2 separate regions of the Homo sapiens genome follow, and region 2 is linked to region 1. The links are chromatin loops, found by intact Hi-C in ENCODE. Cell type or tissue: CD4-positive, alpha-beta T cell. All regions are shown on one strand. Each heading gives the region's core, and the rest is flanking DNA. Links, peaks and the distances in the headings are about the cores only.

Region 1 (8,413 bases), core at 50-8,049:
CTTATCCAAATGTGCCAACCTTCCTTGCCAAGAAACACAAGGGGACCCCAAGATCAAAGGGGGACCCTAAGATTAAAATTTAAGTTCTCGTCATATTCTCTGAAAACTTTTAACAATTTTTTTGGTGTCATTGTTTTTTTCATATAGTGATTACTTACGGTCTTTACCAATTTGCGTTATAATCAGAGGTAATATTACAATATTTAACAACAGATAAAGCATGAACCAATAAGAATCGGTGTCTGATGAATTAGAATTGATGGCAGCTGTACACAGCCTCAGTGTTCTCATTTGTGTGTACCTGCTTAATAGCAACGCTGTGTATTGTATTTTTTTTTTTTTTTTTTTTTTTTTTTGTTGAGGCAGGGTCTTACTCTGTCACCCAGGCCGGAGTGCAGTGGCATAAACATGGCTCATTGCAACCTCCATCTCCTGGGCTCAAGCAGTCCTCCCACCTCAGCCTCCTGAACAGCTGGAACTACAGACACGCACCTCCACACCTGGCTCATGTTTTGTAGAGATGAGGTCTCACTATGTTGCCCAGGCTGGTCTGGATCTCCCAGGCTCAAGCAATCTGCCTGCCTTAGCCTCCCAAAGTGCTGGGATTACAGGCGTGAGCCACCATGTCTGGCCTGTGTATTGTTGACTTCCCCATAGGACTGAGTTTCTTGAAGGCAGGCATTTATCTTACCCGCTTTGTATCCCTAGAACAGTTTCTGACCAGTTGTGTAGTAGTAGGCAGTGTGTAAATGTTTTAAATAAATGAACAAATGTTACCTTCTATTCTCTTTTATTCTTTTTATGTGCTATGCTTTGTCTTTCTAGTTAGAAACTGAAATGTAAGTCCTTTGAGTACAGAGATCATGAATTACGAAGGTGTATATGGTATATTTGCTTGGTTGTCTTCATGGGAGCATTTCACCATCCTCTGAATGTCGATTTGTGCTTTCTTTTTCCCCCAAACCACCTTATTGAGGTATGACTGACATACTAAAAGCTTTAGGTATTTAACATATACCACTCGATGTGTTTGGAGATTTTCTTTAAAAAAAAAAAAAAAAAACTATGTTTAGATATTGTTATGGATTTTCAGGTTGGGTCATTAATGAAGTTTGACAGTTTTAATAAGACTGACTTTCTTTGTGGTTTATAAACAGGCTCCGAAAGCAGCTTCAAAAGTAGAGCTCCAAAATAGTTCCATAATTATTGTAATTAATGCAAGTCTTCCAGAATTCGGGCAGAGTTGGAGAGTCTCTGAATTAGGAGTCAAAAGTCCTGGATTCATTTGTATTGCTGACATTTGCTTGAGTGCATACTGGGTGCCAAGCGCAGGAATGACTGAAAATTCAAAAACTACAGTATGGAAAAAAAAATACCCCTTTAACACACAGGTGAAATGGTTAATTCTTCCTAGGAAGATTGAATTTCTCTCTGTTCTCTTAGACTTTACTCATTTCTGACATAGACTACATTATATCATGTTTCTTAATCTGTCTCTCCTGCTGGATTGCAAATTTCTTAAGTGAGACTATTGTAGTCATCTTTGCATCCCTAGGCACATACTGTACTGTGTCTGTCATATCGTAGACACTCAAATGTTTGTTAAATAAATAACTTGAAGTAAGTTACTTAGCTTTGCAGAGTCTTAGTTTTTTCTTTTGCAAGTAGGAACTTCTCTACTTCAGAGAATTGTTGAAACTGTAGTGAGAATAATCTTTTAAAACTACAGATGTGTTCTGTGTATATCTTAATTTAAAACATTTACTTAAAAAGCAAGTGTAAATCTGATCATATTTCTCCCCTACTTAAAACTGTTAATAACTGGGTGCACAGGCTCGTGCCTGTAATCCCAGCACTTTGGGAAGCTGAGGTGGGTGAATATCTTGAGCTCAGGAGGTCAAGACCAGCCTGGGCAACATAGCAAAACCCTGTCTCTGCAAAAAATACAAAAATTAGCTGGGCGTGGTGGTGCCTGCCTGTAGTCCCAGCTACTCAGGAGGCTGAGGTGGGAGGCTAGCTTGAGCCTGGAGGCAGAGGTTGCAGTCAGCCGAGATTGCGCCACCACACTCCAGTGTGGGTGACAGAGTGAGACCCTGTCTCAAAAACAAAACTGTCAGTGAGGCCTAAAGACCCTGATAAGAACCTGAATTCTTGTTCTTGCCTTTTTCACTGACTGCCCAGTGAAGCTTCTGCCAGCGTCCCCTGCCTCTTTTCCTACTGTCTTCCCCCTTGCTGAGTGTACTCTCACCATACTGACCCTCTTCAAGTTCCGGAAATGTGTGTTCTTCACTACCCAAGGTCCCTTCCTTGAGCATACTATTCTCACAGCTGGAAGCCCGCAGGCCCAACCTTAGTTAATGCCTCTTCAATCCTGAGCTCAGTGTGTGTGTCTCCTCTTTAATGACTTCCTAATCACCCCGCCCCACATTAGAAGATATCAATTGTATAATTATTTAATTTGTATATTATATTTCCCCTTCTGGAAAATAGCTACATGAATAAAAATACTCTGTTTTATTCACATTTGTGTCACCAACATCTAGCACTGTGAGTTGCACATAGTAGGTCCTCAATAAATATTTTTTCAAATGAAGTTAAGAAAGAGAATTTAAAATAGAATTTCTAAAAAACCTCATTTTAGGCAAAGCTTGGTGGCTCATGCATGTAATGCCAGCACTTTGGGAGGCCAAGGCAGGCAGGTCACTTGAGTCCAGGAGTTCGAGACCAGCCTGGGTGACATGGTGAAACCCATCTCTACAAAAAAAAAAAAAATTAGCTGGTTGTAGTAGTGCGCGCCAGTAGTCCCAGCTACTCGGGAGGCTGATACAGGAAGGTTGCTTGAGCCCGGGAGGCAGAGGTTGCAGTGAGCTGAGATTGCACCATTAAGCTCCAGCCTGGGTGACAGAACAAGACTCCGTCTCCAAAAAAAGAAAAGAAATTATGCTTGGGCTTGACATGATGACGCTCTCACTAAACATTTGAATGCATAGACATGCTGAATGCTGTGCTAGGAGCCAGGACTACAGAGGTGGGGCGAAAGGAGATCTTTGTTCCCAAGGAATGCACAGCCAGGTGGGTGAGACAGATGTGGACACAGATGAGTGCCATTTAGTGTAATAAGTGCTGTAATAGACAGTACAAGAGGTGCTGCGGGGATGAAAAGGAAGGTCATCAACACGATGGGGAGGTTGAGAAAGCCTTCCCAGGGAAGGTGACACTCACACTAAGTTGTGGAGGAAAAGGGCATTTCCGGCAGAGAGAACAGCCTGTGTAGAGGCATGGGGGAGCGTTTTTAGTATGTGGAGAAGATGACCGGCACAGCGGTATGCTTTACAAGGCTGGCATTAGGGTACAGGGCTAATAGCTGACTTACAGTTGAACCATGATATGTCAGACTCAGCCTCTTACTCCACTGCAGTTTAGGACAGGAAATGACCTTAGAATAATGATCTGAATCTGTATGTTTGAATTCATAAAGGCATAGAGTACCATTCAGAGAAGATAATCATAAACCACAACGGCACTTGTCACTTCTAGTTAATATACTTGCTTCAGTGGTGTACCTATAACCATGCAAATGATGTTAGGTGGAATTAGAAAGTGGTGACTCATTTAAGCTTATCTGTAGGAGCAGAGAGTGTAAAGGAAGTGACTTCTAGATCACCTGAGGTGAGTGCTGATACCATCTCAAATGGATCAGACACTGAACCAGTGAAAGAGAGGAAATCAGAAAAGAGGACTACCCAGAAGGGCCTCTGGTATATGTTCTGGGAAAGACAGTTCCTACAGCTTGAAGGTCTTTACATATCTCCAAGTCTCCAAGTGGTTCACTGAGCTAACATTAATCTAATTTAATTCTCAACCAGATTTGAAAAAGGGAGATTAATTGGATAAAAATGTAGCCCATTTTCCTTCATTTACTCCTATTTGTTTTCAATGTCTCTTTCCTTTTCTGTCTCCTCCTATCCATTTTTCTCTCCCTGTTACTCTTAAGTAGTGTCTCCTTTCCCCATCCACCCCATCTCTAGCCATCTTCCATTCTATTTCCGCTAAGTTGCTTTCAGTTGCAGGATGTCCATACCTTGTTGGCTAAACTAATGTTTCTCAGCTTTGCATATTCAGAGCTTGATATTTTTCAAATGGGAAGAAGTGATTATGCTCTGGTAGTGCTGATTACACTCACAAGATGTTAATTGACTTACGGTAATGCCGATTTCTGCAAGTTCTGTGTATGTATTTGATCTACATAACAAAGGGCTAAGGAGCTAAGTGATGATAGGGAGAATGGTAGTAATGAATGCAGTTTAGTTTAAGATGTTTGGAAGAGAAAGGACAGAGAAAAATGGAAGCAGGACGAGGTTGAGAAGGCAACACCTTTAAGTAAGATAGAAAATCAGGCTGGGTGCAGTGGCTCATGCCTGTAATCCCAGCACTTTGGGAAGCCAGAGTAAGAGGATCACTTGAGGCCAGGAGTTCGAGACCAGCTTGAGCAACATAGTGAGACCCCCATCTCTACAAAAAATGTTTTAAACATCAACTGAGCATGATGGCACATGCCTGTAGTCCTAGCTACTCAAAAGGCTGAGGCAGGAGGATTGCATGAGCCCAGGAGTTGGAGGCTGCGGTGAGCTAGGATTGCATCACTACACTCCAGCCTGAGAGACAGAGTGACACCCTGTCTCAAAAAAAAAAAAAAAAAGAAAGAAAAATCTATAATCTATTAAAAGATATACAGGAAGCACCCAGCGGAGAAAGAAAAATGGAAGTTGCTTGAATAGAGATGGTAGCAGATTTGATGGGGCAAGGCCACCAGATTCCTCCCATGGGCACAGGTAGACTATATTCATTGGAAGTTCCTTGTAGTATCTCAACAGAGTAAGAAGTCGTCATGGGTTCTCATCTTGGATACCTTGAGCTCAAAATGAGTTTATGCTACTTTGTTTTGTCATGGCACCCACTAGAATGGTTTGCACATAGTAGGTGTAAACAGTCGAGATAAAGTCACAGGATTGAAAGATGATACTGATTATACCTTTAAACTTCTTACCAGGTAACACTATCTGTGGTTTATGACAAGGGAACATGTTTATTAATCCTCTTGTGAATAGTACAGTTACATTGAATTTTTTTCCTAAAGGTGTTGATTTATTAAATGTGTACATTGAAAATATGCCAGGTTTTTTTTTTTTTTTTTTGAGACAGAGTTTCGCTCTTGTTGCCCAGGCTGGAGTACAATGGCACCATCTCGGCTCGTCGCAACCTCCGCCTCCTGGGTTCAAGTGATTCTCCTGCCTCAGCCTCCCGAGTAGCTGGGATCACAGGCGTGTGCCACCACGCCCGGCTAATTTTGTATTTTTAGTAGAGACAGGATTTCTCCATGTTGGTCAGGCTGGTCTCAAACTCCTGACCTCAGGTGATCCGCAGCCTCCCAAAGTGCTGGGATTACAGGCGTGAGCCACCCTGCCTGGCCCAGAATTTTCATAATGGTGTTTTGGCATGTCTTTATTTAAAAAAATATATATACATATCTCGAGCCTCAAAAACTGGAAGTGGACCAGGCTTTCTAACCTGGAGACCCCCTGGTCAGCATATCAAGAGAAATGTCTTGGGTACTTGCTGGGTACAAGATTCTGATGTGGAGGAAGGCAATCCAAAGTAAAAGATGAAACAGCTGCTCTCTGAGGAGCTAAATGTCTTTCTCCTGTGAAAATCCTGCTGATGGTGTCTCATGCTCAGTAATATCCTTTTCCTGAGGAGAGGTTTTACTCAGATGTTATCTCTGTAGACCTTCTAAATAAAGACTTTCCTGTTAGATGTACCATGGACAACAGATTTTAAGTTAATATTTCACCATCTACTCTTTAGTCAATTTTGTCAACCTTCTTTTTACTATACAAGTTTTATATTTTTACACCAATATGTTTAAAATTTACAGTGTTTTATCTTGCATTTTGGCTCAATTGCCTTAAACAAAAGGCCACAATACTTACTGATTCCAGCTTAAACCATGCAGGTGGGTCTGTGGACTGCTCCAGAAAGAGGAGATCTTTTTATGCCCCATACCCCAGTATGTAGCCAAAAGGCTCAGAGGGGAAAATACTACTTTTACAACACCAAAAAACAAAAACAAAACATAAACGGTAAAAAAGGCTCTTGGTAGAAATCACAAAGAGAAGAAGAATGAATGAAGATGTAAAAGACATCACATTTCAAGCCAGTAAGGGATGGTTTGAAAACTTTAAAAAGGGGGCCCTCTACCTGTCCTCCAAAACTTGTGACTCAATGTGCTTTAGCACAATGTGCTTTAGCACAATGTGACACAATGTGCTTTAGCACATTGTGGCGCCAGCCTGCGCTTCCTGAACTGGCCAGAGCCGGGACTCAACCGATGCAGCACGTTAGCTTTGGAAGCAGACAGTCTCTAGACTGACTGACTGTACTGAAAAATGTGTATTTCATGTCATTTTCTCTTGCTTTGCTTTAACCTCCTATTTTTCAGACCTTGGGCTTATCATTCAGGGTGCTTTTCAGAAAGGTAACTGGAGGCTGGAGAGGGGCCCCTACTTCACCTCCGTCTGGAGAGGCGTGATGCTGTTGGATACCCTGTCGCTGGCAACCCACCTGCCCAGTACTTGAATCTTGAAATTCTGACACATTGAATCTGGAAACATTGCCATATCCTTTAGTTTTTCTTTTCTCTGTGGCTTTGGACTTTGACCTTCTCATTTTTATGTTCATGCCACCATCCTGAATCTAAATCATCCTTGGTCTATTTCTGGGTTATTTAAATAGCTCTCTAGTCAGTTGTCTTGTTTCTAGTTTCTCCCCAGAAAACATTTCCTACGTACTATTTTCTTTTCCTTTCTTTAGCAACCTGTCCTTACTGTGTGAAATCCAAACACCTTTGTTCCAGCCAAGTTCGTTTACTGCTCCCATTTATCAACTGTCATTTCTTTCTTTTGAATCTTTGCGTTCTGTACAATCTTTTCTCTGTTTTCCATATTATTTTCTCTCTTTTTGTCCCCATGCTCTATAAAGGTTTGACTTATGTAAAATTTTCTCCCTGCTTCTGGCTGCCAATTCATTGTCCCCCTTACTCTCAAAAAGCCTTCTCGAAACTTTGTCTTCCTGAAAGCCTTTCTTAAGTAACGCCTCCTTCATTTGGATATAGTTTGTTCTTACTGATATGATTGTGATGATAATGAATTACGTAGACTTTGCTAATTGCATTCATTAGTTCTAATGGCATTTTTATAGATTTCGATGTTTTTTTAAACAAATATATCATTTACAAAGAAAGACAAATTTACTTTCCAGTCTTTGAGTTCTAATTCATACCTTAATGTCCTGGCTAGTACTTCGAGTACCATGCTGAACAGAAGTGATACGAGTGGGCATTCTTGCTTTTCTCCTGTGTCTTAGGGAGAAAGTATTTAGTCTTGTATCACTAACTGTGGTATGATCTGTGCGTTTTCATAGTTGCACTTTATCAGGTTCCAGAATTTCTCTTTTAATCCTAGTTTACTGAGAGTTTTTAATCAGGAATGGAGATTGTTTCATTGGATGTGCTTTTTAAAATATATTAAAATATGTTTTTTCTTTTTTAGTCTGTTAACATGGTAAATTATTTTGACTGACTTTTGAACATTAAACAACCCTGGATTCCTGGGATAAGCCCCATTGGTCATGATAGAGTTTGGTTTTTTTTTTTTTTTTTTTTCCCCCCGAGACGGAGTCTCGCTCTGTTGCCAGGCTGGAGTGCACTGGTGCAGTCTCGGCTCACTGCAACCTCCGCCTCCCAGGTTCAAGCGATTCTCCTGCCTCAGCCTCCTGAGTAGCTGGTACTACAGGCACACACCACCATTGCCTAGCTAAGTTTTGTATTTTTAGTAGAGATGGGACGGGGTTTCACTGTGTTGGCCAGGCTGGTCTCAAACTCCTGGCCTCGTGTGATCCACCCGCCTCGACCTCCCAAAAGTGCTGGGATTTCAGGCGTGAGGCACTGTGCCCGGCCATCATTTTTTTTTTCTTTTTTTTTTTTTTTAATTTAGCAAAAAAAGTTTTAACATAAAAAATGCACATGACTTTTTTTTTTATTATTTTTATTATTTTTTTATTTTTTTGACAAAAAGTCTCACTCTGTTGCCCAGGCTAAAGTGCAGTGGCACGATCTCCACTCACTGCAACCTTCACTTCCTGAGTTCAGGTGTGTGCCACCACACCCGGCTAATTTTTATAAATTTATTAGCGACAGGGTTTCGCCATGTTGGCCCACCTTAGTCTTCCAAAGTGCTAGGATTACGGGCATGAGCCACCATGCCCAGCCAACCTATGGATTATTTAGAAGTGTTATTTGATTTCCAAATACTTGGAAGTTTCTACATATCTTTCTGTTATTGATTTCTACTTTAAT
Region 2 (8,413 bases), core at 160-8,159, 230 kb after region 1:
TAATATTTGATGACATTGAACCCTTTCCGTTTATAGAGTTCTTCAAACTGTACAGGTGCCCATGAGTCAATCTGAGTAATTGCCCCAAGCCTTCTAAGATAAGGAACTTCTCAGTTACAAAATTCTGTTATTCCATCGAACACAGCCTGTGATTCTTCTGAGGGATCTAAAAGACCAGAACTGTTTCTTACTTGCATTTTCTTATGTTAACAAAAAGCCTTACTGCTGCTTTTCTGTTTACAGGGCGGTAGTCATGGTTTGTTTGGAAACAGCACAGCACAATCGAGAGGTCTGCACACACCCGTGCAGCCACTAAATTCTTCTCCCAGTCTCCGGGCGCAAGTGCCTCCCCAGTTTATTTCCCCCCAGGTAAGCAATTTTACGTTCCTGTGATTCAAAATGAAAGACCATTTCACATCATTACCAGTTGTTAACTGATTTTTGTGGGCATAAAAAGAATGATAGTAAGTAGCATAAAATATGAAAAAGCCATCTTTTCTTGACCTTTTGGCTAAGATCAAGTAGAGTAAAATATGAAATATCTAGCTGCCAAAGATGAAGACTTTTAGAACAAAATCTCAAATCTCATTTTTTATTTCATCATGCATACCAACAAAGTAGATATTTTTGCATGAAAAGCTTATTATTCTATTCCTTTTAGATCTCCTATTTTTCTAACTATATTTTTTGAAACTGCATATAATTAAAACTGCTTTATAAGTTCTGATGTGTCAATGTTCAGAGGCTGGTTGCCCTCAAGGATTCACCCAAAGATAAAAAGAGAATTCAGCCTGGCACAGTGGCTCATGCCTGTAATCCCAGCACTTTGGGAGGCCAAGGTGCTTGAGGCCAGGATCACTTGAGTCCCGGAGTTTGAGACCAGCCTGGCCAACATGGCGAAACCCTGTTTCTGCCAAAAAACACAAATTAGCCAGGCATAAAGAACAAAACAAAAATTAGCTGGGCATGGTGGCACATGCCTGTAATCCTAGCTACTCAAGAGGCTGAGACAGTAGAATCGCTTGTACCCAGGAGGCAGAGGTTACAGTGAACCGAGATGATGCCACTGCACTCCAGCCTGGGTTATAGAGCGAGACTCCATTTCAAAAAAAAAAATAGAAAATGAGAATTGCCAGATTCTGGATTATTCTGAAAATGTTGAGGAGCTGTATGCCAACATAGCAATTAGGTGCTCTAGGGGGAGTTTTAGAACTAATGAAGTAGCAGAGACTCCTGGATTCAACTCTTATTCATGAGCAGCTCTGTGTACGACATAGTCCATTGGATACCATGGGAACCATTTAGGTCTGTCCCTTAGTAGGAGATGTGCAAAGAGATGGTGCTTTGTTTTGGGGATAAAGGTGAGAGATTTGTGTTAGTCTACCACATACTTTCCCTGTTCCCCTTTGTGAGAAAGCAGGCGTGAGGATAGAGTAATAGCTGATAAGCTCATGCAAGGATTCAGTGTGTGGCCTTAGTCCCTCCTTAGAATGTTATTTTAATAAACCAAGCTTTGAGTCTGTTTCATCCTTAAAAGAAGATGGGAGCGCTTATTAGATCCAACCAGCAGGTTGTAAAGGTTCAGTTTTTGTTGTTTTTGTGTTTTTATTTATTTTTATTTTTTGGAGGTAGAGTCTCACTCTGTCACCCAGGCTGGAGTGCAGTGGTGTGATCCATAGCTCATGGCAAGCTCAAACTCTTGGGCTCAAGCAGTCCTCCCTCCTCAGCCTCCAAGTAGCTGGGGACTACAGATGCACACCACCAAGCTTGGCTGGTTTTAAGTATTGTGTAGAGGTGGAGTCATGCTATGTTGCCCAGGCTGGTCTCAAGCTCCTTGACTCCAGCAGTCCTTCCACCTCAGCCTCCCAAAGCACTGGGATGACAGGCATGAACCACCGTGCCCAGCCTGTTTTGTTTTTTGAAATGCCCTTTAAGACCAGGGCTTAAAATATTTATTTGAAAAGATCAACTATAGATTTCAAATTCTAGTTTTAATGTTCTGAGTCTGTATCTTTCTTAGTGGGGGAGGTCAGGTTTCTCCACACCCCTTCCTTGCCTCCCCGTCATCACCACCAACTGCCTCTCCAAGGTCTTGCCTGGGAGTCTGGGACTGTGTCCCCTTGGCACCTCTCCTCTTCTTTCCCTCTAAGTTCCAGTCATCCTTCAAGCCCCAGGTAGAGGTTTGTCCTTTAGACAGAGCCATTTCTGACTTCCCTGGCACTCTACAATGGCAGTGTCTTCTTAAGTCTTGGAGCATACACATACTTTACAGTATCCTTTGGTATCAGGCTGACAGTCATCCATGGTTATCAAATATCTGTAGCATGTTAGATAATGTCTTCATCGTGCACAGATGGAGAAAATGCCATCTCTCTCTCTGCAGCCTCTTGGAGTTGGTGGCAGAGGGGTGGGTTGAGGTGAGGAGGAGGTGATAGCAGAATTCCCAGCAGATAGTGTGATAAATGTATAGAAATGTTTAACAGAGTTTGGGTAATCGGCTGAGCCTTCACACTAGCAGTGACGTCTGAGTCTTAAAGAATGAGTCAGAATTTTCTGAGCACACCAGATTAAAAGTGCCTTCTAAGCAGCAGGAGCCTCATGTGCAAGGGGCAATAATATCTAGAAGAACATAGCATTTGGGGGAAAGGCAGTTACTCTGAATAATTAGTTAGAGCTTGTTGAAACGTACACACAAATGCACACACACTGTCTTAGAATAGAAAAGAAAGGAACTAGACAAGAAGTATGGGACCAAATTTGGAAAAGGTGTTTGCTTTGCTTAGGATTTGGGACTTGGCCCTATGGGCCAATCCTTTTCAACGTGGTTTACAACCATTATTTGGGTTGCTACTTAAAGACACAGTTCCCAGGTCTCCAGTCTTCTGTGACAGGTGGCTTTGGGACTTAGTCACCCCCGTGTGATCTTTATGTGCACTTACAGTTTGGCCACTGCTGTAGACAATATACTATTAAAGATTTTTCAGCTGAGTAGTGATGTAGGAAAATTTAAGGTTTAGAAGATGCTGGGTGCAGTGGCTCACACCTGCAATCCCAGCCCTTTGGGAGGCTGAGGCAGGCAGATTGCTTCAGCCCAGGAGTTTGAGACCAGCCTGGACCACATAGTAAAACCCCATCTCTACAAATTTTTTTTTTTTTTTTGAGTTGGAGTCTCACTCTGTTGCCCAGGCTGGAGTGCAGTGGCACAATCTCTGCTCACTGCAACCTCCGCCTCCCAAGTTCAAGTGATTCTCCTGCCTCAGCCTCCCGAGTAGCTGGGACTACAGGAGTGTGCCACTATGCCTGGCTAATTTTTGTATTTTTAGTAGAGACGGCATTTCACTATGTTGGCCAGGCTGGTCTCGAACTCCTGACCTCCTGATCCACCCGCCCTGGCCTCCCAAAATGCTGGGATTACAGGCGTGAGCCACTGTGCCCAGCTTTTTTTTTTTTTTTTTTTTGAGGCAGAGTCTCTCTCTCACTCAGCTCACTGCAACCTCCACCTCCTGGGTTCAAGTGATTCTTGTGCCTCAGCCTCCTGAGTAGCTAGGATTACAAGCATGCGCCACCACGCCTGGCTAATTTTTGTATTTTTAGTAGAGATGGGGTTTCACCATGTTGGCCAAGCTGGTCTGGGACTCTTGACCTCAAGTGATCCACCCCACCTTGACCTCCCAAAGTGCTGGGATTACAGGCGTGAGCCACCGCGCCCAGCCTACAAAAAATTTTTTTTAATGATCCAGGCATGGTGGTGTGTACCTTTAGTCCCAGCTGCTCAGGAGGCTGAGGTGGGAGGATAGATTGAGTCTGGGAGGCGAGGCTGCAGTGAACCACGATCAAGCCACTGCACTCCAGCCTGGGCAACAGAGCAAGACCCCGTCTCAAAAAAGAAAAAAAGAGGAAGGGAGGGAGGGAACAAACAAACACTGGAAGTAATATAGAGGACATGTTTGAATGGCAGGAGTACTAGAGCAAAAGAGTGCAGTTGCAGGACTAGTACAGGAGTCTAGGTAAGGCAGCGACAGTGGGAATTAACCTTCTTGTGGAAGTCACCTCTGATCTTTTCCTTGCATAATATGATGATCTGTTCTCTAGTCTCTTCTTACTCAGTGTATCAGCAGCATTTGACAGAGTTCCCCTCCTTTCTGAAGCACTTCCTGTGTTTGGCTTTTGGACACCTACTACACTGGTTCTCCATCTGCCTCTCCTTCTCCATCTCCTTTACGAGTTCCTCCTCAAGTTCTCAATACATATTCAGCAGAATGTCCCAGATCTCAACCTTCGAACCTCTCCTCACCATCTGTAGTCAGTGCCAGGTGATCTTACCAAGTGGAATGACTTTAAGCACTGAATTCCAAAATTGTGTCTTCAGCCCACATCATTTTTCCTCAACTCCACAGACTACTCATAGGTTGCCTTACAGGTTAACATGTTCAAAACACAGCTTCTGATCTCACCCCACACTGCCCTCAAAAACATCCCCTTAACTCCCAGCAAATGGCACTCTCATCCTATAGGAGTTCAGGCCAAAAACCTTGGAGCTCGTGACCATGTTCATTGCATCAGTAAGACTGCCCTTCAAACCTTTATCCAAAAGCGGATCCTTTTTTACCACTTTCAACAGCACAGGCCCTGGCCAAGCCACCGCCGTTTCTGTCTAGGTTATTGCAGTGACTTCCTGCCTGTTCCCCACCCTGCCTCGGCTCAACATTTGCCTGTCTCACGTCTGAGTCAGACTGATTCTCTGACACCGCACTGTCCAGTGTGATAGCCGTCAGCCACATCAGCCCTTGAAATGTGGCCGCTGGACTGGAAGCACTGAATTTTAAATTTTATTTTAATTAACTTAAATAGCCACGTCTGGTTCATAGTCACTGTGCAGACAGCACAGACGTAGAACGTGTCGGCGTTGCAGGAAGTTCTGCACAGCACTGTGCTAAAACAAAAGGCAGGTTGTGTTACTCTTTCAGCGGGAATCCCCTCGTGGCTGGTTCTCTCGCTGAGAATGCAAGGCAAAAGCAAAGTCTTTACTCTGGTCTTTGAGGTTCCTGGTGATCCCACCTCCCCACAAGTACAGGTCACTGTCCCATACCTTCATGCTGCTCCAGCCAAGTGGCCCCCACACACCAAGCATACGCTTAGAACATCCTTCCCAGATGGCAGCATGGCTCAGTCTTTATCTCCTTCAGCTCTCTGCTTCTCTGCCACCTTCCCTAGGAGCTTTCTCAGGGCAGCTACGTACAGTGTGCAGCCTGCCCTGTCACTCCCCCACCCCCCGACCCGCTTGCTCCTTGTCTTTTCTCCCTCTCTGCCCCGCGCCTAGGAGTATAATAAGCTTCACAGTGGCAGGGTCTGGGCCTGCTGTGTTCACTGCTGGAGCCTGAGCAGGGCATGTATTTTGAGCTCGGTGACTATATATCAAGTCATGGGAAGATGCATATCAGAGTGATTTCAAAAGTGGAATTGTTGGGAAAGTTGCAGTTAACTTTGTGTGAGAGACTTGGGTACTACAGATCTCTTTATGACCAAAGTGTCTGCTCTACCCAAAAAAGAAAATTACTTGTGTTCCCTCCATTTTTGAATTTTGTTTTATTTATTTAATGCATACTGGGAGCAGAATATTAAATATTGGATTATTCTGTCTTTTCCCAACATTTCTGTATTTCTAAAAAATGAAGCAGTTGGGTAACTCTGAAGAAAGAAAAGGCCAGGCACGGTGGTTTACTCCTATAATCCCAGCACTTTGGGAGACCAAGATGGGCAGATTGCTTGAGCCCAGGAGTTCAAGACCAGCCTGGGCAATATGGCAAAACCTGTCTCTAACAGAAATACAAAAAATTAGCCGGGCATGGTGGTGCATGCTGTAGTCCCAGCTACTTGGGAGGCTGAGGTGAGAGGATGACCTGAGCCCAGGAGGTTGAGGCTGCAGTGAGCCATGGTGACACCGCTGCAATCCAGCCTGGGTGACAGTGATATCCTGTCTTAAAAAAAAAAATGAAAAAGACAAGATAACCACACACAGTTTGGATAGCGGAGAAACAAATTCTTAAAGAAACCTCCAACCCAAATACAATGACAGGAATTATTTTTACTAATTCCCTATTCAGACACTATTCATATACAGGGATGCTTTTCACATTATTGCACTCAGGGTCACTAGAACCTGATGTTAACATTGTGTCCTTGAATTTTCTGCTGTTGCTATGTAGCATTCACGGTGATCATAATGATGTTTCATCAGGTAGATTTACCTTGATTTACTTAACATTCCCTTCCCCCACTGTTGAGTATTAAATTGTTTTTAATTTTTCCCTGTTACAAATAATGCTGCAGAGAAATCCTTATACATAAACCCTTGCCCACATTTTTTCTAAATTTAGTTGCCCAAAATGAAATTTCTGGGTCAAAGCACATTAATATTTTAAAAGGTTTTGATAAATACCAGATTTTATATTCCTTTTGACCACATTATAGGGGCAATCAGTAGTTAATGTAAACATAGAAGATACTGAGGCCGGGCTCAGTGGCCCATGCCTGTAATCCCAGCACTTTGGGAGGCCAAGGCAGGTGGATCACCTGAGATCAGGAGTTTGGGACCAGCCTGGCCAACATGCTGAAACCCCATTTCTACTAAAAATACAAAAACTTAACTGGGTGTGGTGGCAGGCGTCTGTAGTCCCAGCTGCTCAGGAGGCTGAGGTAGGAGAATGGCATGAACCCTGGAGGCGGAGCTTGCAGTGAGCCGAGATCGTGCCACTGCGCTCCAGCTTGGGCGACAGAGCAAGACTCCGTCTCAAAAAAAAAGCCAGGCATGGTGGCGCACACCCGTCTGTCGTCCCAACTGCTCAGGAGGCTGAGGCAGGAGAATCGCTTGAACCCAGGAGGTGGAGGTTGCAGTGAGCTGAGATTGTGCCACTGCACTCTAGCCTGGGCGACAGAGTGAGACTCCATCTCAAAAAAAAAAAAAAAAAGGATGACACTGAAACTTCTAAGATTTGTTACAAATATTCCGGGCCTTGGGTTTCTACCATGCCTGTTTCCTCCAGTTACTCAAATACAATATTGAGAAAGTAACATATTCCAGCAGGCTTTTGTCCTGACTTTAAATTGCTGTCATTTTGCACCTGCAGTGCTTTGTTAAATGCCATATCGATTGCAACAAGATCTTTACTTTCTCCAATCCAGCAGGAGATTGAAGGGCTTTTAAACCAGAATAATTAACTCCCTGAAATGGAGAATGTGCAGACCTGCACCACCGTGATTCCTCTGCAGCCCAGGCGGGCGTGAGCAGGTGTTTGCCTGGAGCCTAGTGGCGCTTTTCCCTGGTCCTTCTGTATTCTTTGGAGAGGGGCAGTACATTTGCAATCCTAAGAAAGGAGAAGTTGAGCACGGCTGGGATAGGAATTTCTCAAAAATTACACTTTTATTGTCTCTAAAATTGTCAGTTTATGGAACATACGAGCTGGTGGCTTCTAAAGATCACTTTCCTATGCTTTTCTTTATATTCTTTCTGCATGTGTCTCTCTGTCTTTAAACAATCTGTTGTTTTCATTTTGCCTTTTTTGCACTTAACCCATATAGTATAGAGCCTCCTTCTTTTGTTGTGCTATTTTTACTTGTATTATTTCAAATATATTCCCATGTGGATTTGGGCAGCTATGGTTCATATGATATTCCATTATATGACTATACCATAATTTACCTATTCTACTACCAGGTCTACTGTTCATAGACATTTGGATTGCTTCTAGATGTTTGTTGTTATGAGCAGTGCTGCTATAATATCCTTTTCTTTTTTTTTTTTTTTTTTTTTTTGAGGCAGAGTCTCCCTCTGTTGCCCAGGCTGGAATGCAGTGGCGTGATCGCAGCTTACTGCAACTCTGCCCCCGGGTTCAAGCAATTCTCCTGCCTCAGCCTCCTAAGTAGTTGGAACTACAGCTGCCAGCCACCATGCCTGGCTAATTTTTGTATTTTTAGTAGAGACAGGATTTCACATGTTGGCCAGTCTGGTCTCGAACTCCTGGCCTCACGTGATCTGCCCACCTTGGCCTCCCAAAATGCTGGAGTTACAGGCATGAGCCACCGTGCCTGGCCTGCTATAATATTCTCATGTTTGTCTCCCAGGATGAATTTCTCGATGGTACTGCTGGGTCACGGGCAGGTTTTACTTTGGTGGTTTCTTTAGCTAATTTTGAGTAGTAGGAATGCCTGAGGGCGGGGGCGGAGGGGGGTAGGGGAATGGTGGGGAATAATGGGTTCTTGCCCTGTTACTGTGTCTCCCATGCTTGCTCCTTGTCTGCCCTGCCCCTAGGAGTGTAATAAGCTTCACAGCAGCAGGGTCTGGGCCTGCTGTGTTCACTGCTGGAGCCTGAGCATCAATAGCTGTGCCGCACATGTATTTTGAGCGCAGTTAATA

Evidence for each region. Peaks named below come from ENCODE experiments on the same cell type or tissue, not always from the same donor. Only the 100,000 strongest peaks of a DNase experiment are listed, where the experiment ranks them.
Region 2: it touches region 1 in a loop (4-fold over the local background); 4 of 110 quality-filtered maps call a loop at or near these places.

The regions. Positions count from the first base shown.
Region 1 is chr22:40,052,116-40,060,528 of GRCh38, forward strand. It overlaps a transcript of TNRC6B not described here. Among named protein-coding and RNA genes, the nearest start is that of TNRC6B-DT, 12 kb to the left of the region's middle. In CD4-positive, alpha-beta T cell, for the core only: no CTCF peak of the experiment used is centred there; DNase peaks (open chromatin) are centred at 3,636 and 6,356; H3K4me3 peaks cover 557 bases; H3K27ac peaks cover 1,671 bases.
Region 2 is chr22:40,285,402-40,293,814 of GRCh38, forward strand. It overlaps TNRC6B (trinucleotide repeat containing adaptor 6B), which reads left to right. Exons shown (of 23, transcript NM_001162501.2): 12 at 244-369. Among named protein-coding and RNA genes, the nearest start is that of ADSL, 57 kb to the right of the region's middle. In CD4-positive, alpha-beta T cell, for the core only: no CTCF peak of the experiment used is centred there; DNase peaks (open chromatin) are centred at 4,100, 4,700 and 4,950; H3K4me3 peaks cover 269 bases; H3K27ac peaks cover 5,262 bases.